2 separate regions of the Homo sapiens genome follow, and region 2 is linked to region 1. The links are chromatin loops, found by intact Hi-C in ENCODE. Cell type or tissue: breast epithelium. All regions are shown on one strand. Links, peaks and the distances in the headings refer to the core of each region. The heading gives the core; the rest is flanking DNA. Region 1 overlaps PRKG1 (protein kinase cGMP-dependent 1). Region 2 overlaps PRKG1 (protein kinase cGMP-dependent 1).

Region 1 (15,968 bases), core at 4,350-9,349:
ACTGAGAAAAGCACTGTCCCCGAATTCTATCTACCTGTACATACTGAAGATAGGGATTATGATTTATAGTGGCATTCCACTCAAAGTCAGCATAACACTAACAGCTCCTCACACACCCCTTCATCTAGAAGCAGAAGCTTCAGGCAAGCCTGCTCTATGGATAGTACATTGTTGCCAGGCCATTGATTCATTGAGCAGCTAATGGTCCTTTCACGACCAGAGTTCTTAAACGTTAACCTTAAAGCGTAATTTCTTGAGAACAAATTTAAGTACCACATAAGTAAACATAGAACCAAGTTTATTACTTAAATGACTACGATTAAATTTAAATATCATTGTGCTTTAAGCAAATGATGCTATCAGTTTCTTCTCAAAAGTGAAGCATGATAACTTGCTAACCGGGGACAGTAGAGTCAATGTGCCTGTTGATGCCATGATATATCGTCCTGTTTTGGGGGGGGCGGGAAATATTTTTATTTAATTTTCCTTTTTGTTAATAGAGATGGGGGTCTCCCTATGTTAGCCAGGGTCTCGAACTCGTGGCCTCAAGCAAGCCTCCCATCTCGGCCTCCCGAAGGTGCTGTGATTACAGGTATGAGCCACTGCGCCCAGCCAGTGGGGTTTTCTTTTTTAAAGACGTGAAAGACTTACAATTCCCCTTTTGGGCTGGTCAGTGACTAGCTGTGTTAATTATGTTATTTGAGAACTTTGCTTCCTAAGCTGACCTTTTTAATTTTTTTTGAGATGGAGTCTCGCTCTGTCACCCAGGCTGGAGTGCAGTGGTGCAATCTTGGCTCACTGCAAGCTCTGCCTCCCGGGTTCATGCCATTCTCCTGTCTCAGCCTCCTGAATAGCTAGGACTACAGGCGCCCGCCACCACGCCTGGCTAATTTTTTGTATTTTTAATAGAGACAGGGTTCATCGTGTTAGCCAGGATGGTCTCGATCTCATGACCTCGTGATCGACCCGCCTCGGGCTCCCAAAGTGCTAGGATTACAGGCGTGAGCCACTGCGCCTGGCCTGACCTTTCTTTTTCATATACAGTCTCCTAATTTTTTCTCTTTCTCCTGTTTCTATAATTGTTGCCCACTATGTCCATTACTTTCTGACCTCCTTCTTTTACTGAAAATATAAGTGTGTATGCTTCCTGTTGTCTAGGTAGAGGAGAGTTATATTCTTCTAGAAAGAATTGCACCATACGAAACTGAAGTTGTCTTGCCTTTAGTTCCCTCCTCATGGCTCCAAGGCAATTCTGATTGTTTATCTCAAAGCTGTAGCATTTTTTGTCTACTTCCTTTGGAAGACACCAGCACTTTTCCTGTGTGTAGGAGGAAGCTGTCAGTGATTGTGGGTGGTTGGGTGAGAAACCAGATAAGATGGATTGTTGGAAAAGTTAAATTGGTGGAGAGTGTTTGAGCTGTGGGTGAACTTAGAAGAAAACACTTTAATAGATAGATCCAGAATGGCAAAGACTGCAATAAACCAGGGGGGTAATGAGTTTACATTCTTTTCTTCTTTTCTCTTTAAATAGTCTTTCCATATACATTGTAGGGAAGGAAAAATATATTTTCCTCACCCATTCTGCATTCATGGCTGAGGTTTCTATAATAAACAGATGAAGCAGAGGAAAGCGTATAAATTTAATGACTGTAAGTTTTATATGATACAGGAGCCTTCATAAGGAAATGAAGACCTGAAGAAACTGGCAAACATGTGTAATTTTATGCTAAGTTTGATGAAGATTGGATAGTCATGGAGAAATATGAAAGGAGGACAAAAGTTTGTGATCTAACCATAGTAAACTGGGGGAAACTTAGCAAAGCCTGTTTGTTCAGTTTCTTCTTGGCACCTCTGTGTCTCCTTTCCTCTGAGTATAGAGAGGGCACCTCTTACATGGTCTTATGACTTGCTTCAGGGGAAGATCAGAAAGTCCTTACTAGATTTTATGACATGGTTCCAGAAAGAAAGGTCCAGAGAAGGTGAGAGTGATCTTCCTGTTTCTGCTGTTTTCTCAACTGCCAAGGTGCCATATTTTGGGGAAGTGTGTTCTAAACTCTATTGACGTTTATCTATTACAGTTATTGTCAAGTTTTGATGCTTATTTGCAACACTATTTGGAAAATTGAAGATTTAATATATAGCAGTATCATTATACAACTCTGTCTTTTTTATAAATGTTGACTCTAAAATATTATTCCTTTTTTTTTTTTTTTTTTTTTTTTTTTGAGACGGAGTCTCGCTCAGTCGCCCAGGCTGGAGTGCAGTGGCGCAGTCTCGGCTCACTGCAATCTCTGCCTCCCAGGTTCACGCTATTCTCCTGCCTCAGCCTCCGGAGTAGCTGGGACTATAGGCGCCCGCCACCACGCCCGGCTAATTTTTTGTATTTTTAGTAGAGACGGGGTTTCACCATGTTAGCCAGGATGGTCTCGATCTCCTGACCTCATGATCCACCTGCCTCGAATTATTTAATCCTCATCCTCACATAAGACAGCCATGTGAATCCAAACAATTATTATTAGAATTACAATGCCATCCCATGCTAAGTGTTTTACACATAACTGCTCATTCTACCTACACAATAACTCTATGAGGGTTTTTTTTTTTGATGGATGAGAAAACTGAGGCACAGTTAGGGTAACTAATTTTCCCAGGGTTATACAGCAAGTAAAAGCCAGAGCTGGAATATAACTGTCAGCGGTTTCATTAAGGAAAATCATTAACTCCTAAAAGTTCTGCTTTATATTTTTCTGCACTTAGAATACATGTTTTATTCCCCCAAAGGAAACATTCTATTAAATTTCACCAGCAGCCACATTTTCTAACTTTTCTTGCCTTGTCAGCTTCCTGTCAGTTTTGTAAAGAAATGCAGCATAAAACTGACAGGAAAAAATTCTGAAATCTGTAACTACATGACAGAATACTGAAAATTTTTTGCAAAGGGTTATTTTGTCATTTATTGTATAGCACTTAAACCAGAGGCCAGTTGAACAGGTGATTTAATAAAAACCATTTAGCTAATATATTATTTTGCCAAGAAAATTTATTGTGTTGAATTCTTTTCTAATTTTTGATGGTTGCTTCCTTATTAAAACAGAGTGCCTACCAACTCTAAGTTATTTCACATAGGGGAAAAGTAAAGCAGAAGAGGTAGCTATTAATTTAAGCTGTTTTACATTTACACTGTCATTCAAAAGAAAGAAATATATGTGGAATAAGATATATATGATTCTTTGGTAAAGAAAAACACGTAAAACAGCAGATTTCATGTTTAGATGTTCAAAAGGCATTATTTTTAAATAGAGTATTAAGATGGATTGAACATTTCCTAGCTTTAGAACTATGGAAGTCTTTTGCAGACTCTAAAACATGATGCACACCTCAGGCTTCCATAAGTTTATGTAATGCAAGTGATTGTGTTTAGTGTATTAGTATTGGGTCAGACAGGGCAGCAATATAATTATATGGTTTCTAATATCTTTTAAGAAAAAGGCATCCAAACATTATTTAGAATCCCAGATGTTATTTAGAATCTAAAAGAGCTATTTTAATTCAGTAGATCAGTGTTCACTGTTGTTTTTATTTATTTTTTATTTTTATTCTTATTTTTATTTTTTTGAGACGGAGTCTCACTCTGTTGCCCAGACTGGAGTGCAGTGGCATGATCTCGGCTCACCGCAAGCTCCGCCTCCCAGGTTTGCGCCATTCTCCTGCCTCAGCCTCCCGAGTAGCTGGGACTACAGGCGCCCGCCACCAAGCCCGGTTAATTTTTTGTATTTTTAGTAGAGACGGGGTTTCACTGTGTTGGCAGGCTGGTCTCCATATCCTGACCTCGTGATCCGCCCACCTCGGCCTCCCAAAGTGCTGGGATTACAGGCGTGAGCCACTGCTCCCGGCCTATTGCTTTTATTTTTTACACTTATATAGGGCTTACCATATTGGATGACCATAGTTCTCTTTGTAGAGAGGGAAAGAGTGTCTACAAACTCCATGTAAACACCATGGGAGAGGCATGAGCTACTGTCCTGCAGCAACCTTCAATCAGGTGGGAGACTTAAGGCACATTTATGACAACGAAAATAGTAGAATGAAAGAAAGATGGGTAGTTTAAAGGGGTAGAATTTTAGGAGAGAAAAAGTTCCTTTATATCTTGAAAGATAGAAGGAAGAGATGTAGAAGGCAAAGAAATGACCTAAAGAGGAAGATGGAGGGATGTGGTAGGTCAAAATTTTTGTGTACTACAGTATGTACCAGCCATTCCAGAGAATGTCAGATATGTCACCCAATGGCCATGACACTTTCCTGTGGTCACTGAAAGACTGATTTATCCTTCTCCTTATCATCACTTGGAGCAGTAGTTTTGAAAGGTTGGAAGGTATCATTCATTGTTTGTACTCACGAAATGCAGGAAACAACCTAAATATATATTAACAGTGAATTAGATAAGTGAATTATATTTATTAGAGCTGTATGTCATAAAAATGTATCCTTTATTAGAGAATTACATGCAACTATTTTAAAAATGAGAGTAATCTCTATGTGTTCTTATGAAATTATCTCTTATAAATATATTTAATGAAAAAGAGCAAGGGACAGGACAGTGTTACCGTATGCCACTATTCTTTTTTTATTTCCCCCCGTGGGATGTGCATATATATATATGAGCTGTTCATTGGTATATTCATAAAGTATTTCTCAAAGGATATCTAAGACACTAATAATAGTTTCCTGTGTGTAAGAAGACTGGAAGATGGGATAATAGGGAGGTTTGGTTTTTTGTGATATGCTTTTATTTATTGTTAGACTTTATTTACCCTGTGTTCCTCATCACCTCACTCCACAAAAGCATTTCATTATATACAACTTAGATTTCATTTTTCTACTGTTTTTCAAGCTTCATATATAAACAAATTTACAAATTATGCAAGATTTCTTAATCTAATTAGCATGTGTCAGAAATCTCTATAGGAACTCAATAGAATGAAGATACCTGGGTGTCCTCTAGGCAGGTTAAATAAAACTCTGGACAGAGAGCCCTGGAATCTGCATTTGGAATGAACATTTGGAATCAAGTCCTCAGGGGGTATGCAGACTTCACTTTGAGAAACCCTTCATTTGAACATGATTACTATGATTATATTCAAGTGGAGGGCATTAATGTGTCCTGAAATGTAACTGTTCTATGGAATAGAAGGTGATTCAACAGTCTAAGCAATAAACATCTGTTAAAAATAGCAGTTATTATTGTCACTATTGTTACTATTCTAGATCTCCTATCCTGTTGACTTCCTCCCACATAAAGGGGACATATTGCCATTTTTCTATGATTGCACCAAGATTCACCCTGCCTTATATCTAAGGGGATGATGTAAACGGCCCTGATATGGAAAGTCAGAATGAAAAAAATGTTTGAAAACTTTTCTTAGAAAACTTAGATGTGTATTACTAAATTTGATGATGTCCATCAAAAGTGTTGACATTTTTATATGTGATTGTGTGAACTTTACTTTCCCAGGCCTTTCCAAGCTTGTCATTAGACGGGTGGGTCTTAGGCATTCATAGACATGGGGATTATTAGGATGCCAAGCCGTTCTATATTCTCCTCCCAAATCTCACTTCCCCCAAATGCTGAGGCTTCTTGCTATGTGGATGTCAAGCATCATAATGGTTCCATATTCTTTGCTTTGCAGCGTGATGGTCCCTTATTACCCCTTCTCCTGGTGAAATGAAACACTTCATTCTTTCTTTCTACCACCTGCTGCTACTACTGCTTGCTTCTTGCCTGTTCCTATCTGCTGCTCTTGTGGGGAGTGGGAGAGAATTGACCTCACACAGCTTCCAAAAGCAATTACATCTTTTATTTGGCTATCAAGCCGAAACCTGGCTCTTTTAGTTTACAGTCCGTCACCCCTGTTTTTGATAATTGTACTGGAGGATATTTGAGTGTCTTCATCTAGGCTTACAGTCAAACATAACATTCTCTGCCATTCTAAAATCCATGTCTCAAAATTAAGCCCAGGTATCTGGACAGTCATGTACCCCAAGACCTCTGAAGTACCTGGTGTTCTGGGACCTAAACATCTGTCCACAGTCTTTTACAACATTTTACTTAAAGTGTTTCCTGGAAATAAGTTCCCTGATCACTTACCTTAATAACCCAGCACTCCCAGAGTGAGCATACAGATTAGCCTCCAGGTTCGTACAAACATGGGCTTAAGATTGAATTAAAACAAGTTCTTCATTGCCTGATTTCTGGTTTTGTCTCTCTCTTGACCTCCTTTGAAGTGAATGTAGGGCAGTTTTGTTAATAATATTGCTGTTTTTTCTGAGATGGAGTCTCGCTCTGTCTGTTGCACAGGCCAGAGTGCAGTGACACCATCTCACCTCACTGCAACCTCTGCCTGCTGGGTTCAAGCTCTTCTCCTGCCTCAGCCTCCCAAGTGACTGGGATTATAGGTGCAGGCCACCACGCCCGCCTGGCTAACTTTTTGTATTTTTAGTAGAGATGGAGTTTCACTATGTTGGCCAGGCTGATCTTGAACTCCTGACCTCAAGTGATCCACCTGCCTTGACCTCCCAAAGTGCTGGGTTTACAGGCGTGAGCCACTGTGCCCAGCCAATAATATTGCTTTTTGCAAAGTATAAAAGTCTTGTCAGGATTGAGGGTGGGAGGGAGTGGCAGGCAATGTGAACACACTGGTGGGCAGCGGAATTCCAGCTGGTTCTTCCAGTAAGGAAGCCGTGAAAGCACCCTCAGGTCGACGTACCCAGGTCTGAAAATAGAGCAGAGCAAGACTTAAGACTGGGGAAGCAGATGGAAGACAAATACCAGACATTCCCCCTCTTTGCAGTCTCCTTTCTCTCCACCTTTTTTGTCTGGTTTTGTTCCTGTGTAGACATGAGCTCTGAGTAACAGCTTAGGCAACAGTTTGGGAACTGTTTGGGAATTAGCTTTGGCAACTGATTGGGAGACCAAAGGAAGGATTTGTCAAATAAAGCTAGGGGATGCAGAGCCAAGAGGGCAGCTAATTATTTTTGAAAACTAGTCACTGTGCTGATTTAATGTAAAGGTGGCTTTGTGCTTAACTCCAGGCACATCCCTAGATTACAGTATGAAATTTATGATCCTCAAGTAAGAAGGGAAGCATCTTTAGAAATGGAGAAGTAATGGGCCAGGTACTGTGGCTCATGCCTGTAATCCCAGCACTTTGGGAGGCTGAGGTGGGCAGATCACAAGGTCAGGAGATTGAGACCATCCTGGCTAACATGGTGAAACCCTGTCTCTACTAAAAATATGAAAAAGTTAGCCGGGCATGGTGGCATGTGCCTGTAGTCCCAGCTATTCAGGAGGCTGAGGCTGGAGAATGGCGTGAACCCGGGAGGCGGAGCTTCCACTGAGCTGAGATTATGCCACTGCACTCCAGCCTGGGCGACAGAGCGAGACTCTGTCTCAAAAAAAAAAAAAAAAGAAATAATGAACTTATCATCAACAGCACAGACAGCACATTACAAGTCTTCTATGAAATTTAGGTCTTCATTGGTTTCTGCCTTGATTATTACATTATAATAGTTTTCTAAATCATCTTTCTGTCTCAGGTTTCTTAGTCCTCCCCTTCATTCATGTTTATGTATACACTCATTAAACATTTAATTATTTCTTGTGCACTAGACATAGTTCTGAGCGCTAGGTGTTGTGAAATGAAGCCCGTCTTCTCCTAGAGTTTACATTCAAGTGGTGCTGGTGGTGGGGAAAAACAACAAATTGATATAGTAAAATAACAATAATGGCTACTATGTAAAGAATATAAGAATAACTGGTTACTTTGGAATAGGTGATCAAGAAAGCCTTCTCTGAAAAGGTCGCTTCTAAGCTGAGTACTAAATAAAAACCAGAAATAAGAGTATTCCTGGCAGAGAACACCTCATGCAAAGTCCAGAGGTGGGAACAGGGGAGCAGTCCAACAAGCTCAAGTGAAGACCAGGCCAGTGTGGCTATGCTACTGTGGGCCGGGGAAGGCGAGAGTAGGGAGTGAGGAGTGATATGAGATAGATGCATCAAGCTAGGTGCATTAGATAGGCTTTGTCAGAAGGCTAAGGAGTTTGGATTTTCTTCTTAGATTTTCTTCTAAAGGGTAGCCATTGGGGCATTTTAAGCAAACAAGTGACACATAGAATTTCTATCTTTGAAAGCATGTTATAGAATAAATATTCATGAATCATAGTGATATAAGTAAAATGTTTGAATAAATAAATAAATGAGGAAGGAAGTACAAATCTTTCTTACAGATAAACTCCTAGGCAAACATCATATGTTCTCACTTCTTTGTAGAATCTAAAAATCAAAACAATTGAACCCATAGAGACAGAGAGTAGAAGGATGGTTACCAGAGGCTGGGAAGGGTAGTAGGGGCCAGGGGTGAGGGGAGTGGGGAGTGGAGTAAGGATAGTTAATGAGTGCAAAAAAAAAAAAAAGTTAGAATTCCTAGGCCAGGTGTGGTGGCTCATGCCTGTAATCTCTGCACCTTGGGAGGCCTAAGCAGGAGAATGGCCTGAGGCCAGAAGTTTGAGACCAGATTAAATAACAAAGGAAGACTATCTCTACAAAAAATTTTAAAAATTATCTGGGCATGGTGGCAAGTGCCTGCAGTCCTAGCTACTCAAGAGGCCCCTGAGAAGGGAGCATCACTTGAGCCCAAGGAGTTCAAGATTGCAGTGAGAAATGATTGCAAGACTGCATTCTAGCCTGGGAGACAGAGCAATATCCTGTCTCAAAAAAAAGAGAGAGAGAGAGAGGGAAATTCCAAGCAGTAAATATAGATCTTCCCTCCTTGAGGAAGTGGAGCTTAATTCCTTGCCCTTTGAGTGTGGGCAGGTTTTAGTGACTCACTTGCAATGAACAAGAATATGGAAAGAGAAAAAGCAGTAACTTTATAATGGAGAAACCTGGGAGACACCACTAGTACCAAGTAATGAAGGTTAATGTTACCCAACATGATCTGATAAGAGGGATATTTTACTTCTGTGATAATCATCTCCCAAATTCATAATCATGAGAAAACAAAAGACAAACACAAATTGAGGGACATTATACAAAATACCTAATTAATGTTCCTCAGAACTGTTAAGTCAATGAAAATCAAAGAAAGATTGTGTAACTGTCATAGATTGGAGAACACTAAGGAGATACAACAGTTAAATGCAACACAAAATCCTGGATTAAATCCTCAAACAGAAAAAGGATATTAGTGGAAAAACAGTGAAATCTAAATAATGTTTGTAATTAGGTTAATATAGATGTACCCATTTTTCAGCTTTGATAAACATACCTGGGTTGTGTATGATGGTAACATTGGGAAAGCTGGGGGACAGGAATACAGGAACTCTCTATAATATCTTTCAGAACTTTTCTGTAAATCTAAAATTATCCCCAGAAAAGTTTAAAAAGAAAACAAATAAAAGAGAGGATTCTAGCTTCTCTGTGATGATTAAACTGAGTTTGAGGTTCAAGAGTGAAAGCAGAGAGCCCAGTAGGAGCTAGGTCTACTGGAGTGGTCCAGATGAGAGATGATAACTGTGCCCAGAAGGCTCTTAGATGATGGGGGAGATGCTGGGAAGGGTACATATTTGAATTGTTCTGGAAGTAGCCAAGAAAAGATTTGGGGATTGGCTGAATGGAATTGGTATCACAGGGAAAATAGGAGAGAGGGGCGGGAAAAGAGAAACTGTAATGAGTTATTTTTCGAAAATACAGATATAGTCATGTCAATTCTCATTTCAGAAATCTTCACTACCTTCCCCCTTAAAGTGTAATAGAGACCACACTCTTCATTCTGACCTACAGGACCTTCCATAATTCATTCCCTGATTATAGCTTCTCGTATCTTACCATCTTACCTCCTACACACGTTGCTCCACATGCAGACATTCATACCTAAAAGTTCCAATTCTGAGTCATTTCAGATCCTGGAAGGGTTATTTTCACCTCTTAAAACACCAGAACATGCTCACTATCTTACTATCTTGCTAGTTAATAACAATAATAGAAGAAAAAAACTTTTCTGGGCTTTTACAGCCTGTCATGTCCTGTGCGAAGAGTTTTACCGTCATCACCACAGTAACTCTCAACAATATTCCTATGACGAGAGTGCTTTGCTTTTCCTTTGTCTGCACTTTGGGAAGCTGATGCTTATGGGTGGGATGGCTTTATAATTTATTGTCCAAACAGAAAAGGAGCACTGTGCATACTTACCTTGGAACAACATGTGCAACTGGGAAAGCCAGGACACATGGTCTTACTAGTTGGTGTAAAATTTGCCAAAGTCCACAAAATTAGCAAGTGACACAGCAGAGCTTTAAATTATAATATTTTAGAACACACACTCTTAATAGTTATAATGATACTCTCTTGGTAGTGGGTTATGAGTTTGGTTAATGACTAGACCTCTCTGAGTGGTATGTTCCTCGTGGATACAAATGGTGTTGCTGAGATATTGATTACTAAAGCACTTAACTAATAAGATGATGGTTAGTAAAACAACATGGCTGGGGGTGTTGGCTCACACCTGTAATCCAAGCAGAATTTTTTGGGAGGCAGAGGTGGGAGGATCTCTTGAGGCCAGGAGTTTGAAGCCAGTTTGGGCAACATGGGAAGACCCTGTCTCTACAAAAATAGACAAAAAACCAATTAGCTGGGCATGGTGATGTGTGCCTGTAGTCCCGGCTAACTACAAGGCTGAGGTGAGATGATCTCCTGAGCTAGGGAGGTTGAGGCTGCAGTGAGCCCATGATTATGCCACTGCACTCCAGCCTCTGGGTGACAGAGCAAGACCTATTAAAAAAAAAAAAAAAAAAAAGAAAAAAAAAGTAAAACACTTAACATTGGCAAACATTCAATAAATGAGTACCTAGCACATTATTTTGCTGTTAGTTGGTGCTGGCTTTTTTATAGGTTTTATTAAATGCACTCATGTACTTCAAGGCAAAGAATTTGATTGACTGGCCAAAGGGGTGACCAGGAACTACGTGGAACCCAGAAGTAGATTTTGGAGAATGTTCCTCAGTAACAGAAACCTTGCCTTCTTGCAGTTGCTTCAGAGCCAGAGCCAGAACTAGAGAAATCTTTGGTAGAAAAGTGCGGTGGAAATCCACGTTATTCACCACAGTAAACCGAACAGCTATCCTTGGATCTATTACTCCAAGGGAAGCACAAGGTATAAGGAGGCTCTCTTTAGTGCACGAGGCTCACACTCTCTGATACCACTTGCTGCTAATATAATTAATAAGCATATATTTTCTAAATATTTTAATCTGCTGTGTAGCCCAGGCAGTATAGAGGATATTATTATCATAACCAGTGGTATTTTCTTATATTTTCATGTTCCTGTGTGAAATGGCAACTCTAAATATCAACCATGGATGTTTTGCTGAATTTTCAGTCTATAACCATGTACGCTAACATGATGCATTTTCTCCAGGGACTGCCTAATAATTCCATTTAGCTATAAACATGCATTTTTGCCTTGCCTTCTTCAGGGAAGGATTCATACTTTAACATTAAATTATTCATTACAGGCAGGGTGCGGTGGCTTACGCCTGTAATCCCAGCACTTTGGGAGGCTGAGGCAGGTGGCTCAAGAGGTCAGGAGTTCAAGACCAGCCTGGCCAAGATGGTGAAACCTTGTCTCTACTGAAAACACAAAAATTAGCTGGGCATGGTGGTAGGCACCTGTAATCCCAGCTACTCGGGAGGCTGAGGCAGAGAATTGCTTGAACCTGGGAGGCGGAGGTTGCAGTGAGCCGAGATCGTGCCACTGCACTCCAGCCTGGGCAACAGAGCAAGACTCTATCTCAAAAAAAAAAAAACAACAACATAGTTTTCAATTATGGCTGTTTGCCATCACAATTTTCTTCTGAAAATCTTTCATGTGATTTGTATTGTTATAATTTAAACTGTGGACAATTTACCTTCTATTTGCATGACAACATACCTGGTGCCTTACTTAGTATGGAGAACATAAAACACCATTCCTGTCCACAAGGAACTTCCTGAATGATTATATTTATTTATCATATATATATTTATTTGTTTTATATTATGTTGATACTTATTAAGTATCTACTGTTTTATAAGTGTCTTTACATGGAAAATTTATTCATCTTTTGCAATAACCTTATGATCTAAACAGAGCTGTGCCTATTTTATGTATTACACCAACATTCAGAGAGGCAAAATATTTCACCTCTATGGCAAAGAAAGCATTTAAACCTAGTTTATCTCTGGCTCTAAGGCATCTATTCTTACTGGAAAACCATAGTTTGTTTTCATGGAACAAGTAGAGCAGTAAGAAAGCATACAAATACATATATTTATATTTAGAATTCTATCTACATTTTTCAATGTTGATAGTCAAGGATTATAAAAGCATTTATAGATACAAGAGAGAGTTATCTCACTGCTAAAGGACTGATTAAATGTTAAATCTCAGTCTCGCAGAAAAGTTCATAATCCATGTAAAATAAACAGGTAGAATTCTTCTGCCTACTTGATCTCTCTCCAAGTGGAAGGATTTACCCAAATGAACGTGTTCTCTGTGGCTCATCCAGCCCTTTGTTTAGAAGTTTTCTTTCATGAAAGTATGATAACATCAGGTTTTGGCTCTTTTATCTTCTTTTGTTATTGAGAAAATTATGTTAACCTGTTTAAACTGAATTTGATGTTTTTGTCATAAGTGGTCACCATACCACTTTCTGTCTGAAAGGTAGATATGTCAAGGTATTATAATAATCCTGATTAATTGAGTTTATTGCAGCACTGTTCACAATAAGAAAGACTTGGAATCAACCCAAATGCCCATGAATGATAGACTGGATAAAGAAAATGTGGCACATATACACCATGGAATACTATGCAGCCATAAAAAGGACGAGTTCATGTCTTTTGCAGGGACATGGATGAAGCTGGAAACCATCATTCTCAGCAAACTAATACACGAATAGAAAACCAAACACCACATGTTCTCACTCATAAGTGGGAATTGAACAACAAGAGCACATGAACACAGGGAAGAGAACATCACACAACAGGGCCTGTCAGTGGGTAGGAGGCTAGGGGAGGGATAGCATTAGGAGAAATGCCTAATATAGATGAAAGGTTGATGGGTGCAGCAAACCACCATGGCATGTGTATATCTATGTAACCTGCATGTTCTGCACATGTATCCCAGAACTTAAAGCATGACAAAAAAAAAGAAAAAGTTATCTGATGGTGCCAGTCAATCCCAAGACAAAATCCCAAACACCAACATTCTGAATGCTGCAACCTTGAAAGATCAAAATATTTAACATAAAAAATCCTGAAAATCACACTCCAGAAGATTAAAACCTCAAATGTTGAAATCCTAAAAGATGAATTTTGGAGAAGAAATTAATGTATTTTCTGTTGTTTGCAGAATAGTTGCATCATATTAGTTGGATCATGTTAGGTGAAACTATTATCTTGTTATTGTCTTTATTTGGAAACTAAGTATGGTTTAAGGAGTTTCGTATGGGTTTCAACTGATAAGGGGTGGACTTGTGGACTTAATTTTAGGTGCCAACTTAACTGGATAAAAGAATACCTGTAAACCCAGTAAAGCATTATTACGGGTGTGTCGATGTGGAGATTAGTGTGTGTGTCTGAGTGGACTAGGTGGGGAAGATCTGCCCTCATATTTCCAGTATTTCAAAGATCATAGAGGGGGTAAAAAAGCAGGTGAAAAATACAAGAAATCTCCCCTGCCAAATTATTCAGTTGTGTACACTATCAGTCTCTTTACACACAGGACCATGCTTGCTTTCCAAAAACACCTTTTGTCATAGGATAAAAATAATTCAACAGGCTCAGTGACCTTCTGCACTAAATATATTTGCTGATATGGAAGTTTCTCCCGTGATTATAATGTACATAGATGGTGAACTATTCTTGGTTAGGGATTTGACTTTGGAAGAAGATAGATTTCCTATATTTACCACTAAATTTATCATAGACAAACTAGTGCATGCTTCATTTTGGCCAATGGATGGCACTTTCAAAACCGTCCCTACTGTTTTTCTTATCAACTCTGCCTAATTCATGCCCTTATTGGATCTGAAAATTCTAGAACTTATTTACTTCTTTTAAATTTTTGAATAATGATGATTATTATTCTTTAAATTGAGATGGGGTCTCACTATATTGCTCAAGTTAGTCTTGAAATTCCTGGACTTAAGTGATCCTCTTGCTGTGGCCTCCAAAAGTGTTGGGATTATAGGCAAGAGCCACCGTGCCTGGCTTCATTCATGGGTTTTTGTTTCTCGAGACAAAGTCTCATTCTGTTGCCCAGGCTGGAGTGCGGTGGCACTATCACAACTCACCGCAGCCTCAACTTCCTGGGCTCTCAATCCGTCCTCCTGCCTCAGCCTGAGTAGCTGGAACTACAGGTGAGTGCTACCATGCCTGGCTAATTTTTGTACTTTTTTTTTTTTTTTTTTTTTGTAAAAATAGGGTTTTGCTATATTGCCCAGGCTGGTCTTGAACTCCTGGACTGAAGTAATCCTCCTGCCTTGGCCTCCCAAACTGTTGGGATTGCAGGCGTGAGCCACTGCACCTGGCCTCATTTATGTTTTAATGACTGGAAAAAATCAAGCACTTTATAAACATTTATTTGAAGATTTGGTGGACTTGCAGAAGAAAATGAATTACAATTGAATCCCCAAACCATAATGACAGATTTGGAATTAGGTACAATCAAGGCTTCTAAAAGTGAATTTCAAGGTGTTACCAATAGTTTGTTTTCTCCATTCAGCCCAATGCATATGGCAAAAAATTCAGATGTGTGGATTGCCACATGATATGGCAACAACGAAAACTTCAGTTTAAAAATGTTTCAGGTGTCTGCACTGGCCATTTCCTTCCAGCTGATGGAATTTTAGGAGATTTGAATGAATTAAAGCTGCATTTGTCTGAAGAAGCCAGTGAAGTTACTGACTAGTTTGTAAATAATTATGTGCATGGTAGGGTAAAAAGACACTTAGGCAACTTTTTTTTTTTTTCCTTTGGTCAATCACTAGTATTGTTTCCACCAAATTTGTGGCCTGTATATGAGTCCATGCTTAATGGATTTCTGCATACCCAAAACAAAATAGAAGCATGGCACAGAAGATGGGAAGATTCGATAGAGCATGCTTATGTTGGTGGATATGGAATCATAGAAGAATTTCTTTTTTCTTTTCTTTTTTTTTTTTGTGGGGGTCGGGGACAGGGTTTCATTCCTGTAGCCCAGGCTAGAGTACAGTGGCATGCTCTCGGCTCACTACAACCTCCACCTCCTGGGCTCAAGCGATCCTCCTGCCTCAACCTACAGAGTAGCTGGGACTACAGGCACATGCCACCATGCCTGGCTAATTTTTGTATTTGTATTTTTTCAGTGATGGGGTTTCATCATGTTGGCTAGGCTGGTCTTGAACTCCTGACTTCAAGTGATCCACCTGCCTTGACCTCCCAGAGTGCTGGGATTACAGGCATGAGCCACCGTGCCTGGCCAAAGAATTTCAAAAAGAGCAGCACCACTAGAACATGAATGTAAACATATTCTCCTAGGTGAGCAATGCCCTAAAAGAAAATAAACAAACAGCTATTCATCACAATGCAAAACTTCAAAATATAGTTGATCATGAAAGTTGACTAGCTCTTATACACTACCTCTGTGTAATTTCCCATAATGTAATACTGTTTGTCAAATTTTCTTTTTTGGTGTTTTGAGGTCTTTTTTTAAAGTTTGTTTTTCCCCTCACTATTTTAAATCATCAGCATTATCCTTTTACACATCACTATGCTATGTATTTTAGTTTTGCATCCTTTCTAATACTGGAGGCATACATTTTGTAAAGACTTTTAGAGAGTTCTAATTCATTTTATGCATTTTTGGCAAATTTGACTTTGCAAAAGAGTGTTA
Region 2 (15,968 bases), core at 4,643-9,642, 190 kb before region 1:
CTTGGATGTATTACTTATGAAAAACATGCAGTCTTCTTTAGACATATATAAAATTAGGGGAAGATATTTCAACTTAGGCTAGTTTAAGGAGGTTTTAATCAGAAGCTCAGTGTGTATAAGGAAGGACCGCACTTGGTTTGCTGATTATTAAAACTGCAGTGCCTCCTGGGCATGGTGGCTCACGCCTGTAATCCCAGCACTGGGAGGCCAAGGCGGGTGGATCACCTAGGTCGGGGTTCAAAACCAGCCTGGCCAACATGGGGAAACCCTGTCTCTACTAAAAATACAAAAATTAGCTGAGAGTGGTGGCATGTGCCTGTAGTCCCAGCTACTCAAGGAGGCCGAGGCAGGAGAATCGCTTGAACCCAGGAGGCGGAGGTTGCAGTGAGGAAAGATTGTGCCACTCCAGTTTCCAGTCTGGGTGACAGAGCGAGACTCTGTCTCAAAAAAACAAAAAACTACAGTGCCTAGAATATTGTCCGACACATAGCAGTTACTTACTATATAGTAAATAAATAATTGAAAATAAACTAAGAAAATAAATGTTCCCAAAAATGCCTTTCAACCCTGTGATTTATATGAAAGGTGAAGGCTGTTAAATTTTGTGCATTGGATTTTGACTAAACTGTTGGGCCACATGAGTTGTATTTAAAATTAATTGCTGAAAATACCTAGGATTAAGCACTGAGTCTACTCTCTACTGGCCCAAAATACACTTTAAAACAATACAGAACGTAGCCAAGGGAAAATAACACTTCTGAACTAAGCTTTAACCTTTACTCAGCTGATTTAGTTCACTTCTCTTTGCCTTTAATTTTTTTCCATGAGAATTCTAATTGTACAAATAGCTTTAGCATCTGTAAAGTGGCAAAGATCAATTAGAGAGATCTATAAAATACTTTGAGCTTCATGAAGAAGAATTGTCTATAAATAGAACTTGGCACGTAATTAGTCATTTCAGTACTGTAAATGAAAGTCGTGTGAATAATTTTTTTAAGTTTCTCTTTTTATACTCTTCTGCATTTAACATAAGGCTGTGAAATCCTTTAGGGCACTTTAATATGCAAAATGCCACAACTTCTTTTTTCTTTGTAATCATTTAATTAATATACTTCTAATACAGCATGGGAGTCAGAAAAATCAGCTTATAGCCAACAAATTGAGCCTTAAGAGAAAGGAATTTTCAATCCCTTTTTGGATTATTATTTTCAGATATTCCTAGTTGGATCCACTGCTTTTAAAAAGATCAGAAGAATTCATGGCTGTATTTGTTAATTCTGTAGGTCTAGGGCAATGAGTAATTCCGGGAAATATTTAAATTTCACATTAGTATATAACCATTAAGCTTTGGGAAATGTTAATATGACATTGAAGACCATGTAGAATATGATCATGTTTTGTGTTTGACACATTTTCCCAAATTGGGAGTATTTCCTTTTCCTTTTTCCCAACAAAACTTTACAACCATCACATAGGTATTCAGGCAGACCAATCATAAAATAGCAGAGAAAATTTAACTTTGCTTTTGAATAGTTTAGAGGGCTGTGATTGAAGACGTTGCTTGGTAATGAAATTGATTTTCCACCTTCATTGTGGGAATTAGATTAAGAAGAAAGCAGTCTGGTGAGATAAGAATAACTCAGTCTGATTCTTCCAAGTATATATTAATAATTTTGTGTGGCCTTTGCTACCATCTTTAACATTTTCATCATGTTCAAATACTTCCTTCTTAAATGATGTTTTGGGGACAGTGAGGGGTGTATGTGAATGAGGGTGTGTAGAAATCAGGTGAAAATAATAAAAATGTGTTCATTGTGAATCAGTTTAAGTCTGAGATTTCACTTTAATTGATTGAAATCATTTCCTTTAGCCTCATCTCCAAACAAAATATTGGTACAATGAAAAATCTACCTGCTTTTTTTTAAAGAATATTATGTCAGTGTCAATCATAGGCAATTCTGAAATGTGTTGTTGCTAAGATGATACATTCTTACTCATATTATTTACTTAGAGACTTTAATGCTCTTAAGGTGTGAAGGCTTTTAGATTATTACTGTATTTATTAAAAACCAAGGGAGACAACAAATTACTTGGGTCCTTACAGTCTTATTTAAGTGATCCTATCCTTTATTGATACATTTGAATATTCAAAACAATGTCCTTATTGTGAAATATTTCTGAACAGTTTTGTCCGGTAACTCTGTCCACGGTGTTAGGATTTCTTCAGATTATGCAACACCAGATACTGCGAGGTTGAAGATGATTTTTTTTTTAACATGGCAGTTGCTTAGATGTCTTTAAAATAGCAATGTTAGGAATCAGAGGGTGAGATTCAGCATTTCAATCAACATGGCAACAATTCTGCAGTCATTTTGTCAAGGGACCCTGTGCTTGCTTGGGGAGCATCTCTACTTGTCAAAACAGTGACTTCTCTACCTCAATCTCTGTGAGTCCATGAGAACGGTAATAAGATGGCTGTGTCCATGATTTTTGCAGTTCAGCTCAGGAAATGTATTTTCTATTTAAGTTGGTTAGTCCATACTAAGCAGTCCTCCAATACATTATCTCATTGAACATACAGCAAATTTGTTAAGTTGTTGACAAAGTCTACAAACATGAAGCCCAGTGCTTCATGACCTAGTTATGACCTAGTTAACTTCAGTGTCTCTAGGATAATATTTTTTACTGTTTCTCTCTTAACAAATTTTCTCCATAATTAGTTATAAAACTAGAAAGGATCATGGTGACAATCTAACTTTATCCTTATTTGTTTTATAGACCAACAGAGGCCCCTAGAGGCTCTGTCTCTCTTAAGATTATGGACATAGCTAAAACTACTGACAAAGCAGAACTGCCATCAGATCTGGCCTCTGCTTTCTCTAAATTGGGCAAATCTGAGATGCATGTTATTAGCTCAAAGCATTAAAGTGGAAAATAAACACACATAACACACAATGATCACTTTGCAATTGTCTTCTAATAATGATTTCCATAGTTTAAACATTTATGTCATGTTTTTAATTTGATAATTGATATGGTTTGGATCTATATGCCCACCCAAATTTCGTAACCAAGTATAATCCCCAAAGCTGGAGATGGGGCCTGGCGGGTGATTGCATTATGGGGGTGCATCCTTTATGAATGGTTTAGCATCATCCTCTCTGGGCTGTTCTCGTGATAGTGAGTTCTCAAGAGGTCTGGTTGTTTAGAAGTTTGTGGCACCTCTCCCCTGGTTCTCTTTCTTGTCCTTGCTCCTGCTATAGAAGACTCCTGCTTCTGCTTTGCATTCCACCATGGGTAAAAGCTCTGAGGCCCCCTCAGAAGCTGAGGCTGTCATGTTCCTGTACAGCCTGTGGAACCATGAGTCAATTAAACATCTTTTCTTTATTATGCAATCTCACGTATTTGTTTATGGCAATCTGAGAATGAACCAATGCAGTCATTATACAGGAAACTGATCATCATCTGGGAAAAATGGTGATTTAAGCCAGGGGTTGGCAAACTTTTGCTAAAAGGACCAAATAGTAAAAACTGTAGGTTTTGTAGTAGTCTCTGTTGGAACTATTCAAAACTGCCATTCTTGGACAAAAACACCATAGATAATACATAAATGAAGGGGTATGTCTGTGTAGCAATAAAAGTGAAATTTCAATTTTACATAATTTTTGTGTGTCACAGGGCATTATTCTTTTGATTTTTTTCAGCCATCTAATACATGTACAATTTATCCTTAGCTCTTGTGCCATACAAACACAGGCAAGTTACTGGAGTTGTCCCACGGCCATGTTTTGCTGACCTCTGATTTAAGCCCACAATTCCATTCTGCCATTTCTGCCCCTGTGTATGTTTCCTCACAAGTGTGGGTGATGTATAAACATTTGTAGAAGGTGAGTCTAAAATGAATAGGGATGATAAAGGAAGTGCTTTGACTATGCTCAATATACTAACACTATGTTTTCTCTTAACAGATTCCTACTTAAAATACTTTTTTGGTACGAAGGCTCACACAAAAGCTGCTCGTTATTTTTCAACCATTAACTTTTGTTTTCCAATTACATTTTTAATGAACAGTTTTTTCAAGAATGCCTATTTAAAATAATGTCATTAAATGGGAGAAAATAGGTTCATATTTAATTGAATTTGTTTTGTGCCAAGTAAACAAGAACAATGTTCCCTAAGGGCTTTAAGCAGATTCAAGAAACATATCTGAATCACCTATAATCAGTATAAAGCACATCACACAAAGGATGAGAGAATGTGGTGCATGTGCACACGAGAGAGACAGAGACAGAGAGAGAGAGAGAAGGAGGAGGAGGAGGAAGAGAAGGAAGAGGAGGAGGGAGAGTAGGAGGAGGAAGAGAAGAAAGGGAAGGAAAGAAAAGAAGAAAGGGAAGGAAAGAAAAGAAGAAAGGGAAGGAAGGAAAAAAAGGAAGGAAGGAAGGAAGGAAAACCTTAACATCTAGAATTTTAGAGAACAAGAACGTGTTTATTTGAAAGTAGGCTCTAAATGTTAAGGTATCTTCCCTTGCACTTCAAAATAATATGGCGTGCATGCAATAAATAAGAAATGCAGCCGGGTGCAGTGGCTCACGCCTGTAATCCCAGCACTTTGGGAGGTCGAGGCAGGCAGATCACGAGGTCAGGAAATCGAGACCATCCTGACTAACATGGTGAAACCTTGTCTCTACTAAAAATACAAAAAATTAGCCGGGTGTGGTGGCGGGGGCCTGTAGTCCCGGCTACTCGGGAGGCTGAGGCAGGAGAATGGCGTGAACCCAGGAGGCAGAGCTTGCAGTGATCTGAGATTGCACCACTGCCCTCCAGCCTGGGCAACAGAGTGAGACTCTGTCTCAAAAAATAAAAAGAAAAAAAAGAAAAGAAATGTGCAGCTTATGAAATGATAAAATAAACTCCCATATACCTACCACCAACCTTAATGTTTAAAAATGTACTATCCAAGTAGAGTAGCCATCACTCTTAGCACTTTTTTTTTTTTTTGAGATGCAGTCTCATTCTGTCACCCAGGCTGGAGCCCAGTGGCATGACCTCAGCTCACTGCAATCTCCTCCTCCCAAGTTCAAGCGATTCTACTGCTTCAGCCTCCTGAGTAGCTAGGATTACAGCTACTCATGTCCAGCTAATTTTTGTATTTTTAGTAGAGATGGGGTTTTGCCATGTTGGCCAGGCTGATCTCGAACTCCTGACTTCAGATGATCTACCTGCCTTGGCCTCCCAAAGTGCTAGGATTACAGGTGTGAGCCACCATGCCCAGTCACTTCGCTACTATTAAACATTTAAAATGTGATTAGCTTTAATTGAGGGGTGCTATAAGAAAAACATACAAATCCAATTTTGAAGATTCAGTACCAAGAAAAGAATATAAAGGATCTCATAATAATTTTTGTATTTGTTAGATGTTGAATGATAATATTTGTATATATTGAGTTAAATATATTATTAAAATAAATTTAGCTTTAAAAATTTGGTTAGTAGAAAATTCTACTTAGATTAGTGCAAAAGTGATCATGGTATTTGCCATTAAAAGCAGCGCTAAAACCTGCAGTTACTTTTGCACCAACCTAATATATATGGTTCACATTTGTCGTGGTTCACACTTTATTTGTATTGGGGCAGAACTGATAAAGATTTCTGAGTCTACCAAGACTTTTGAGTTTTCCAATGTACCCTTCCCTAATCTCCTACTCTGAGGTAATCATTTTTAAAAAATTTAATAAGAAGTTCCTAGCTTTTTACAGTTTTATCACATACATGTATGACTCTAGATTAGGTGGTCTGCTATTTTAAAACTTTTTTAAAAATCTCATTTTATTTAGCTAACACCCTCTGTAAAAACACCAGCTCCAGTGTCTCCTTATACCTACTCCTCATTTCTGACCTTCAGATGTTTTCTTTCTCTCCTACCAGCTCGGCCATGCTTTCTAAAAAATATTCTTTTATCCAGCATTTTCAGGTGTTCTGTACTGTGAAGGACTTCTCTGTACATTAGACCCTTATTACCATATTGCCCTTGTCATCTAGTGGGAATATAATTATGTTTCACCTCCTCCATGCTCTTTGGAGCCAGGAGTTGGCAAACTTTTGCTAGAAGGACCAAATAGTAAAAATTGTAGGTTTTGTAAAACAGATAGCCTCTGTTGGAACTACTCCAAACTGCCATTTTAGACAAAAGGAGCCATAGAAAATACATACATGAAGAAACGTGGCTGTGTTCCCAATAAAACTAGAATTTGAATTTCACATAATTTTAATGTGTCACAGGATATTATATTTCTTTTGATTTTTTATCCTATGGCAAAGGTGAAACATATGACTTTATAAAGACATAGCTGAGGAATGATTGTATGAGATACTCTAAATGAATAACGAAAAAGAATAAAGGAGCAAACATTCTATATTATAATAAAATATAATTCTGTATATATAATAACATAGATATTATGCAGCCATAATATTAGATTTGAGATGATAAAATGTAAACATGTACAAATAATTAAACTAGATAATCAAATTGTCAAATTATCTGTCTAGACATTAGGTGCTACAAGAGTACTAAAAAGAAAAAACAAAAACAAAAACAGTGGAAATGAGCTGAGCTGGATTTTGAAGCATATATAGGAATGAATAAATTGTTAGAGAAGGATAAAAGTCTATTTCAAGGGGAAAAAAAAGTATATGAGTAAGACTTGCTAACTATGAGTTTGTTAAAATGCGTAGAGTAAAATGTGATACTTTATCTTATCGTTCAGCAAAACAATATACATAGAAAAGTGTTCTAGACGTTATAGAGCGATTCAATTTTCTAGCGCTTTAAAGTCTCTTTAACTAAACATTCATGCCAAAGTTCCCGGGAATTGTAATTTAGATCCTAGCAAAGATAGCAGTAGAGTTATACAAAGTCTTTTGTTTCCTTTTCTCTAAGAAGAGTTATTTCTGTTTGAAAGAGGTCTTTAAGCTTGTATTTCAAACAACTCCCGGCAAATATCTCCCTAGTTAAGTAAATGCAGAGATAGCCAATACTAAAATTCATCTGTAAAGTGATCATACTATGAATTTAGCTCCTTCTCGGGTTGTGACTTGAAGAGTTTATGATTCAGTGTTTCCCAGTTGTGATATACTGACCATTAAAACCTTGGAAGTTGGTGTTAGGAAACCCACAGCGTGGTGGTTTATAGCTTGCCGTGCTTTGAAATATTCCCTATCATCCAATTTCAAAAGATACTTCTAAGCTCATGGGAGCAAATGTCATTACGGAGAAGCTTTCAAAATCATCTAGAGATAAAAGAGTCACTCTGCTCAAACAAGGAAAACCCACCACAACAGTGAGCTAGAGCCACTAATCTCATTGTGTTTATTTTAATCAGTACCTCCTCTCATAACAAATAATCCTGATTTTTCATTTGTGGTAGTTATGTAAAAGTTCTGGTTAAAATGTTCATTTGAATATTAGAAAGTCAGTTGATTGTAAGAAAACATTAAGTAAAAATAATGTGTGAATATGGCAAAATGTGAAGACAGCATGCTGATGACTGGGAAAAATCTGTCTAAATACACTTTTTTCCCCAAAGGAAGAATTATTTTAAAGAAAAGTTGGTAGGGCATATTTTAAGACTGTCTATCTTCTTTTGAAGGAAAATCACTTAGCTTAAGTGGAACATTAGGTTTCCTGTTTCCTGTCATAGTTTTTCTAAATTACATTCAGTACAGCAAAAAAAAAAAACAAATTCAGAGGTGAATCCCGAGTTCCTCTGTGCAAGAGAAAAGGCCTTCAAAGTTTAAACAGGCACAGCTATCCTTTCTTCTCGGGGTGGGGGGAAGACAGGGGGTGGCATAACTCTTGCAGAGGGCTAATTAAGTAAGCCCATGTGAGTTACTGCATTAACCATGCAGAGGACAGCCCCAGGTAGAGGATTCCTAACCCTTAGAAAGTAACTCAGAAGTCAATCAATCAACTAGAGAGCATTCAAGAGAATAATTAGAAGCCTTGAAACAATAGTTCCACATATCTTGTCCCCAATGTAAATGGAAATAAGGGAATTCTCCAAACAGGTCATACCTACTGATTAAAATCCATAAAAGTTCTGAGAGTGTTTCTCCTAAATGCACAGGAATTAACATGCAAAGGCAGGATAGTAGCTATCCTGAACTTTCAAATTCTAAGAAAATTCTTAGAATTTCTAAGAAAATTCAGAAACTAAGAAGATTTTTAGTTTGTCCACAACCTCCAAATCTCTTCTATCTCAGTAGATGGCACCACTATTTCCTGACTTTACTTATTTCCCTCACCTCCCATGTCCAATACACCAACAAATCCTGTTGACTTGACCTTCAAAATCTATCCCAAATCCAGCTACAATTCGTCACCTCCATGATACCAACCTATTCAAGGCCTAAGTCTCTCTGACCTACACTATTGCATTGATGTCTTTCATTCCACTCTAACCATCTTACAGGCATTTTATCCATACTGCAGCCCCAGTCACATTTAAAAAAATTAATTCAGATTTTGTTCATTGCTTGAAGCTCTTCAGTGACTTATCATCAGGCTCATATGGAAATACACACTCCTGAATTTTACCTAAGATGCTCTTCCTAAAGACTCTCTAACAATGTCACCTACCGCTCACCTGCTCACTTCTTTATAGCCAGACTCCCCATCTTTCCAATCCTTGGTAATATACTTGCCTTCCTTTCCAAAACACTCTTTTGTTGTGTCTTTGCATGGCAAATCACTCATTCCACTTAGCACTCAGGTTTCTGCACAAATGTCACTTCTTTCTTTCCTGACCCCCCTCACTGAAATAGCAATACAGACACACACACACACGCTCCTCAGTCCTCTTATTTTTCTTCAGAGCAGTATCACTACTGAAATTATCTTAGTTATTTGTTTATATAGCTGTCCTATATACTTCATCAAATTATGAAGATTTAAACAGACCTCATATGTAAAAGCACTTTATAAAGCTCTATTTAAATGTAAGGGATGGTTATTGTAGCGGAGTTTGTCACTTTATAATTCCAATCTAATGACATTATGAAACAAGTCTTTATTGATTTAATTAATTGTAATTATTCTTGTCTCCTCCTAGCCTGCTTTCTTTTTTAAGTAGCCTGGAGATGCTTGCTCTCTTTTTTAACTAGTCTGGAAGCAATTGCTGACTGGCTATTCAGTTTGCATTATTTTTTAGTACTTCCTCTTCCACATAATATTGGTATTACTTTTTCATGCATCCTTAGAATCATAGCATTTTTCTATAGTTTGCATAAGAAAAAATTTAAGCTTTATGTGTCCAGATACATATTTTCAAGTAGTTTATCAAATGTACTGACCTTTCAAATCATGTATGTCTCATAAGAATATCATTATTTATCAGGTTTCCCAGATGTTTGCAATTTTCCTGGTATCTAAACAATGTTAGCATTTTGTAAGCATGTTGTTGATTTCCTATTTTAAAATTATTAAAGGAAGAAATATCACTTCAGCTTTTCTTCATATAGCAGATATATATATTATTAAGCAGAGAGCAAATAGTGTTCTGCAACTCTCGGGTGGGCAAACATAGTGCTCACTAACTTAATTTTCCATAACAGAATTCAACTTTGTCTCAAGCACCTACCTATCCTGCCAGGCTATTCCAAATCACACTCTTGTTATTAAATCTCCTATTTTCCACATTTTGTATTGGAGCCATTTGCCCATATGAGTTTCAACTGAGGTGACCGTCATCATGGTCACCAATGCCTTTTGCTCTTTATTTTCCATATTGAAGACACAGAATCCTTTGTTGATATTTTGCCTGGGTCCCATGTGCCTTAATGCATCACACAAACTTTTCCATCTCCAGTGAGGCTGCCAGGAAGCCCACACAGCCTGCCAAGAACCGTCCCTCTCTTCTCACACACGACCTTCCACCCACCCCAAGAAATTTCCTTTTGTCTGATGGGAAACCCTTTTTCCCATGTGTTTTTGTTGAAGATGTTTGTTCTCTGTGCTGATTCTGTTTCTCTTACCAGTTCTGTAAGTGCTCTAAATCTCCTTATGGGCCCGGGGTTTGGAAACACAAAGCCAGAGTGAATTGCAATAAATTTCTATTTTCTGTCCTGCCAGATCTCTCCGTTGAGTCAGTGAGCACAGGGCCAATTTTCTGATGGAATGGGGGTAAGAAGAAATCATAAATACAAAGAGGAGAAAAACATAGGTTAATAGCACAAAATTGAAACCTCCATAATGGTTTTCAATTTTACTCCTCAGTATAAAAATCAATATAGATCACAAAAATCACAATTACTGCTGTTGAGCATCTGCCTTGTAAATGGTCCTATTATAGCCCTCAATGGTTTTACTCCTTCCTTTTTGTTTGCCTTTAAATTGAAGTATGCAATAAGCTTGTAAAAGTCACAAATTTAAAGGAACTATGGTAACTTTTTAAGATAATCTTGACGGTAACAATCAGCATTTTCATGGCACTGTATAACTGTATTCATTAAGTAACAAAATAAAACACTGAACATAATAGGTACATAATACTGAAGCTCCGGTTGTAGAATTTCTGCTTCATTGAATCTCATGTGTGGTTTCACTCTGCAGAAATAAGAATACCTGGAATAAAAAATAGAGACCTTCACCCTTTTCAAACTGACCTATTATTTTAAACTCTATATTTAATGTAATGTATATATTTTTATACTAGAGCAAAGTTGCCACTTGTCAAAGTCCTTCAAGTTTAACCTTTGTGAATAGAGACATTGTTTCGGACTACAAAAAGAATTCTTTTTTTTTTTTTTTTTTTTTTTTTTGAGACCGTCTCACTCTTGTCCTCCAGGCTGGAGTGCAATGGCACAATCTCAGCTCACTGCAACCTCCACCTCCTGGGTTCGAGTGATTCTCCTGCCTCAGCCTCCTGAGTAGCTGGGATTACAGGCTCCCGACACTGTGCCCGGCTAATTTTTGTATTTTTAGTAGACACGGGGTTTTACCATGTTGACCAGGCTGGTCTTGAACCCCTGACCTCGTGATTTGCCCGCCTTGGCCTCCCAAAGTGCTGGAATTACAGGCATGAGCTACCGTGCCCTGCCAAAGAATTTTTTTAAAAAAATGACAGTCAGGACACTCGATTTCTGCTAGTCCCAGTCTGCTAGAAAGAATGTACTTTTACAAAAACCAGTTCATCTCAATTTTGCTCACTATGTTAGCAGAGTATGTCTCACTTGTCTACTTTCTTGTTTGTTTCTTGAGCTACCTGTTACCTCTCTCAGTGAGGGAAGTTAAAGCTGCAGCAGGAGCTTGGAGAGCTTTTTCAACTGGTTGACAGCTCTTATTGTCACACCTTAGTTCATACGCTATCTATAGGCGACTATTGTTTCAGTGGGTTGTGGTTTATAAAGTGCTAACAAGGCTTGAGACATAAAGATACTATTATTTCAGGTGACACTACTTGTTATGAATCTGCAGCTTCTCACATCCCTGACTCTTGTGAAAATACTCCATATACAATTTTCCGGTCTGTTTCAGCTATATCATTTGACTTCCCTGAAGTATGGGACTTCATGAAAGCGTGATTCCCTTTCATTCCAACTCCTGATGTGATTTCCAAGTGAATTTACATTATTTTACTGTATCATTTTACATTATTTTAATATCTTAGTGAGTTTTTAAATCAGCAGTCATGCCTCAGCTGAATCTCAAGGGACATTATATGGCCACCAGGAAAAGCTAGTGCTAATTAAGTTTTTCTCTGGATTTCTCATTACTGACAAACAGCTCTTGACTTCACAAAAACACCAGTGGCTTCACAGAAGTAGCATCCAGTAGTTGGTCAATGTTATTTCTGTGGTTGCTATAACCACATAAGGCAGCTCTTTGACCCCTGAGGATCTTATCCCTGGCCATTCCTGTTTGAGTCAGGGATATACACTTTTCCCAAATTTATTGACTTTATTAAGTGGACAACCACCTAAATCAATATCTCTCTCTCCTTCTCCCTCTTTCCCCTCTCCCCTTCTCCCTTTCTTTATCCTCTCTCTTTTTTTCAAATTTGAGAGTCCATGATTGGGTATTGATGAGCAGGATAGCTTGGGGGCAAGAAACCTATTTATTAGCAATGACCTAATGTATGAGCATAGAAAGAAAAGACTGAGGAAAGCCAAAGATGGAGAACCTGACAGTTCCGAGAAAATATGACTGACCTCAACCTGTGAGGCTTTCATGTTCTCAAATGACACAGAAATGACTAATTTTCTTCTGTTGAATTTACTTGAGTTAGCCTCAGTGGATTTCTATTTCTTGCAATGGAAAGTTAATCAGTACAATTGAAACTTTAGTTTATTAAAAGTTATTTTTAAATGCATTTATCAAATATGGATTTTTCCTTTCAATAAAAGTAATAGTAGTTTTGCATTTGGCAAGGAATTTAACTTTTTCACAATTCTTTTACATCTGTTATAGCCACAGAAGATAGAACAACTGCTTTCCTCTATTTGGTAGATGAAGCAAGAGTCTGAAAAGATCAGATAATTTGCCTAAAATCTCACATAAAACTAGAGGTAGTACTGGAACTAAGTCCCTGACCCTCAAGCATTGATTGTCTTCAGTGATGGCCTGAACTTGCTTGTAACAGTTTACCAATTCTGCACCTGATATCAACTTAATTTCGTGTTCAGTTTTCAGTGACATTGTGCTGACAGCTTGAAATTAGCCATGGTGGGAGTATTTATGTCACAGAAATCAGCGAACAATTCAACTAAAAGCTTTAAAAAAAAAAAAAAAAGCCAGTTTTCAAACATTTACCACTTCCTCAAACAAACTGAATATTTTATAAAATCATTTATTATATATTCTGGAGCCAAGGGTATCCATGTATCTTTAAAGCAAAGCTGAAAACTCTTAATTTACTTTTAATTGGAACTTTACAATTTTTCACCAGGAGAGCTTCCAGTTGTGGGTGAAAACCTGTAAATTATTGCTGGAAAACAGTCTTAGAAAAGTTGTTCTGTCTTAGAATCGGAAGGTTACAAGAATTGCCAATTTTATCTAGCTTAACCGTGATATTTCACAGATGAGAGAACTAAGGGCAAGAGATGGGAAATGATTTGTCCAAAGTCACAAAGCTACGGGAAAGGAAAAGCATGATTCAAACTCGGATGATCTTCCATATAATCCAAAGTTGGGTAAAATTTATGCTTAGGAAGATCAAGGAAATAGGATTTGGGCCAAAGAAAGAAAAGAGAAGGCAGAAGTCTACAATCCTAGTAGGCTCATAAAATCCCTTATGAATAAGACTGAGAAGGGGATTATTAAAAGGGATTTCCAATACCCAATTAAAGTTGTAATTGTGCAGGTGTATTTGTTCATTAATGTATATGAACAAAGTGATGTTTCTGGTTATTAAAATATACAATCAATAAACTTACAAACTCAATTTCATGACTAATTGCTTGTCTATTAAATGCAAAAGATATTTTGCATAATGAGAAATTGCCAATATTCAACAAGGAGAAAATGAAAATGAAAGGCGGCTCTGGGCTGGGCGCGGTGGCTCACACCTGTAATCCCAGCACTTTGGGAGGCTGAGGCAGGCGGATCATGAGGTCAGGAGATCGAGACCATCCTGGCTAACATGGTGAAACCTCGTCTCTCCTAAAAATACAAAACATTAGCCGGGCGAGGTGGCGGGCTCCTGTAGTCCCAGCTACTCGGGAGCTGAGACAGGAGAATGGCGTGAACCCAGGAGGCAGAGCTTGCAGTGAGCCGAGATCACGCCACTGCACTCCAGCCTGGGCAACAGAGCGAGACTCTGTCTCAAAAAAAAAAAAAAAAGAAAGAAAGAAAGGCAGTTCTGCCCAGATCATGGTTCATGGTTGCTATTGTGTGATAAAATAGCCAAGAATGACAAGAAAAAATGTATTTATTTTAAAAATAAGTAGTGAAGAAGTGAATAACTAATTTTATCTAGGAGGATTGGTGAAATATATTACAGGTTTTTCTTGATTTAATATATTTACCCCTTCAGAATAAAACTTGGTTTGAATGGTATATTGCTCACTTTATTATACATAGATCTCTGTAAATCAATATCATGCCAACCAACAAGCAAAAAAAGTAGTTATCTGGTTTTTGTCAATATTTTAAAAAATAATTGATGTACCCTTTATGAATATGAATTATCACAGAAAAATAGAAGTTTTTTGGGAAAGGATAGGGGTACTTTGGAAGTATGCCTTTGAGACTTGAGTGTGGTGTGTATAGTCAATCTATTTTATTTAAACAAAGTTTAAACTCACTTCTCAATGGTAAGTCAGTATACTGATACAATTGGTCTTTTATGGATAGGTAATATTATGTGGTGTGTTCTCAAAATAAAAGTGGAATTCAGCACAGGAAATGTTAATATATTACAATTCAGCATCTATTTTCCCCTTCTTCTCCCTATGCAGTATTATCTCTGTTTCCTAGTCATAAAAATTGCCAAGGTAGAATATAACAAAAATGACATTAAATGATCAAATGTGTCAGGATCTTTATATTTTACCAAGCAAACTGCACCAATCAGAACTTAAGTGAGACTTTTTTAAAAAAGAAGACAGGAAGTAAAGAAGAAACCCAATTTAAAGTGTTTTGTGTCTTATGATCTGATTCACATCAAACAAGTTTTGAAGCAGCTGAATAAATCAATTTTTGTTATAAGAAAGTCGTTTTATCTTTTATCTTTTTCTTGGCTATCAGCAATTAGTTAATATTTCAAATGTAGTAGCTTAAATGAGAAGGCAACAATCAAGAAAATTAAAAAGAGAGAGGAAGAATAAAACACAAAAATATATAATTTTTTAAAGATTAAAAAGAAAGGGTTTTGAAATCAATGATTTTTTTTTTTTTTTTTTAAACGGAGTCTCACGCTGTTGCCCAGGCTGGAGTGAAATGGCACGATATCAGCTCACTGCAACTCCGCCTCCCGGTTCAAGCAATTCTCCTGTCTCAGCCTCCTGAGTAGCTGGGACTACAGTCTCATGACACCATGCCCAGTTAAGTTTTGTATTTTTAGTAGAGAGGGGGTTTCACCATATTGGTCAGGCTGGTCCTGACCTCCTGACCTCAGGTGATCCACCCGCCTCAGCTTCCCAAAGCCCTGTGATTACAGGCATGAGCCATTGCATCCGGCCTAAAATCAATGCTTTTGATAAATTAAAGAGAAGGAGAAAGAGATTGAAACTGTATTTCCGATTTGTCCAGGTCATAGGGGGTATGATACTAATGCGACAAAGTGATTGTTTTGTGTGGAAAGAATCATAAAAAGAAGTACAAAACAGAAGTTGATGAAGTTAAGTGATCTGCCCAGAGTCACACATCAGCTAACAGCAGTGCTGGGAAAGGACACTCATCCTAGGGCTCTTTCTGTATTAAAAATTTTTGACTTACATTTCCATGATGATTATTGATACTGAATGTTTTTTTATGTTTGTTAGCCATTTGTATGTCTTATTTTGAGAAGTGTCTCTTCATGACCTTTGCCTGCTTTTTAATGGGTTGTTTTTTGCTTGCTGAATTAAGTTCTTTATAGCTTCTGGATATTAGAGCTTTGTTTGAGGCATGGTTTGCAAATATATTTTCCCATTCTGTAGGTTGTCTCTTTACTCTGTTGATAGTTTCTTTTGCTGTGCAGAAGCTCTTTAGTTTATTTAGGTTCCACTTGCCAATTTTTGTTTTTGTTGCAATTGCTTTTGAGGATTTTGTCATAAATTATTTGCCAAGGCTGATGTCCAGAATGGTACTTCCTATGTTTTCTTTTTTTTTATTATTATTATTATACTTTAAGTTTTAGGGTACATGTGCACAATGTGCAGGTTAGTTACATATGTATACATGTGCCATGCTGGTGTGCTGCACCCATTAACTCGTCATTTAGCATTAGGTATATCTCCTAACGCTATCCCTCACCCCTCCCCCCACCCTG

The links. Hi-C counts contacts between places; a loop is a spot of excess contacts. Peaks named below come from ENCODE experiments on the same cell type or tissue, not always from the same donor. Only the 100,000 strongest peaks of a DNase experiment are listed, where the experiment ranks them.
Region 2: it touches region 1 in a loop (13-fold over the local background); 1 of 110 quality-filtered maps calls a loop at or near these places.

Annotation. Positions count from the first base shown.
Region 1 is chr10:51,710,383-51,726,350 of GRCh38, forward strand. The region is part of intron 3 of PRKG1 (protein kinase cGMP-dependent 1); the gene reads left to right. Among named protein-coding and RNA genes, the nearest start is that of CSTF2T, 19 kb to the left of the region's middle. In breast epithelium, for the core only: no CTCF peak of the experiment used is centred there; no DNase peak of the experiment used is centred there.
Region 2 is chr10:51,520,846-51,536,813 of GRCh38, forward strand. All of the region lies in intron 3 of PRKG1 (protein kinase cGMP-dependent 1), which reads left to right. Among named protein-coding and RNA genes, the nearest start is that of CSTF2T, 170 kb to the right of the region's middle. In breast epithelium, for the core only: no CTCF peak of the experiment used is centred there; no DNase peak of the experiment used is centred there; H3K4me3 peaks cover 842 bases; H3K27ac peaks cover 726 bases.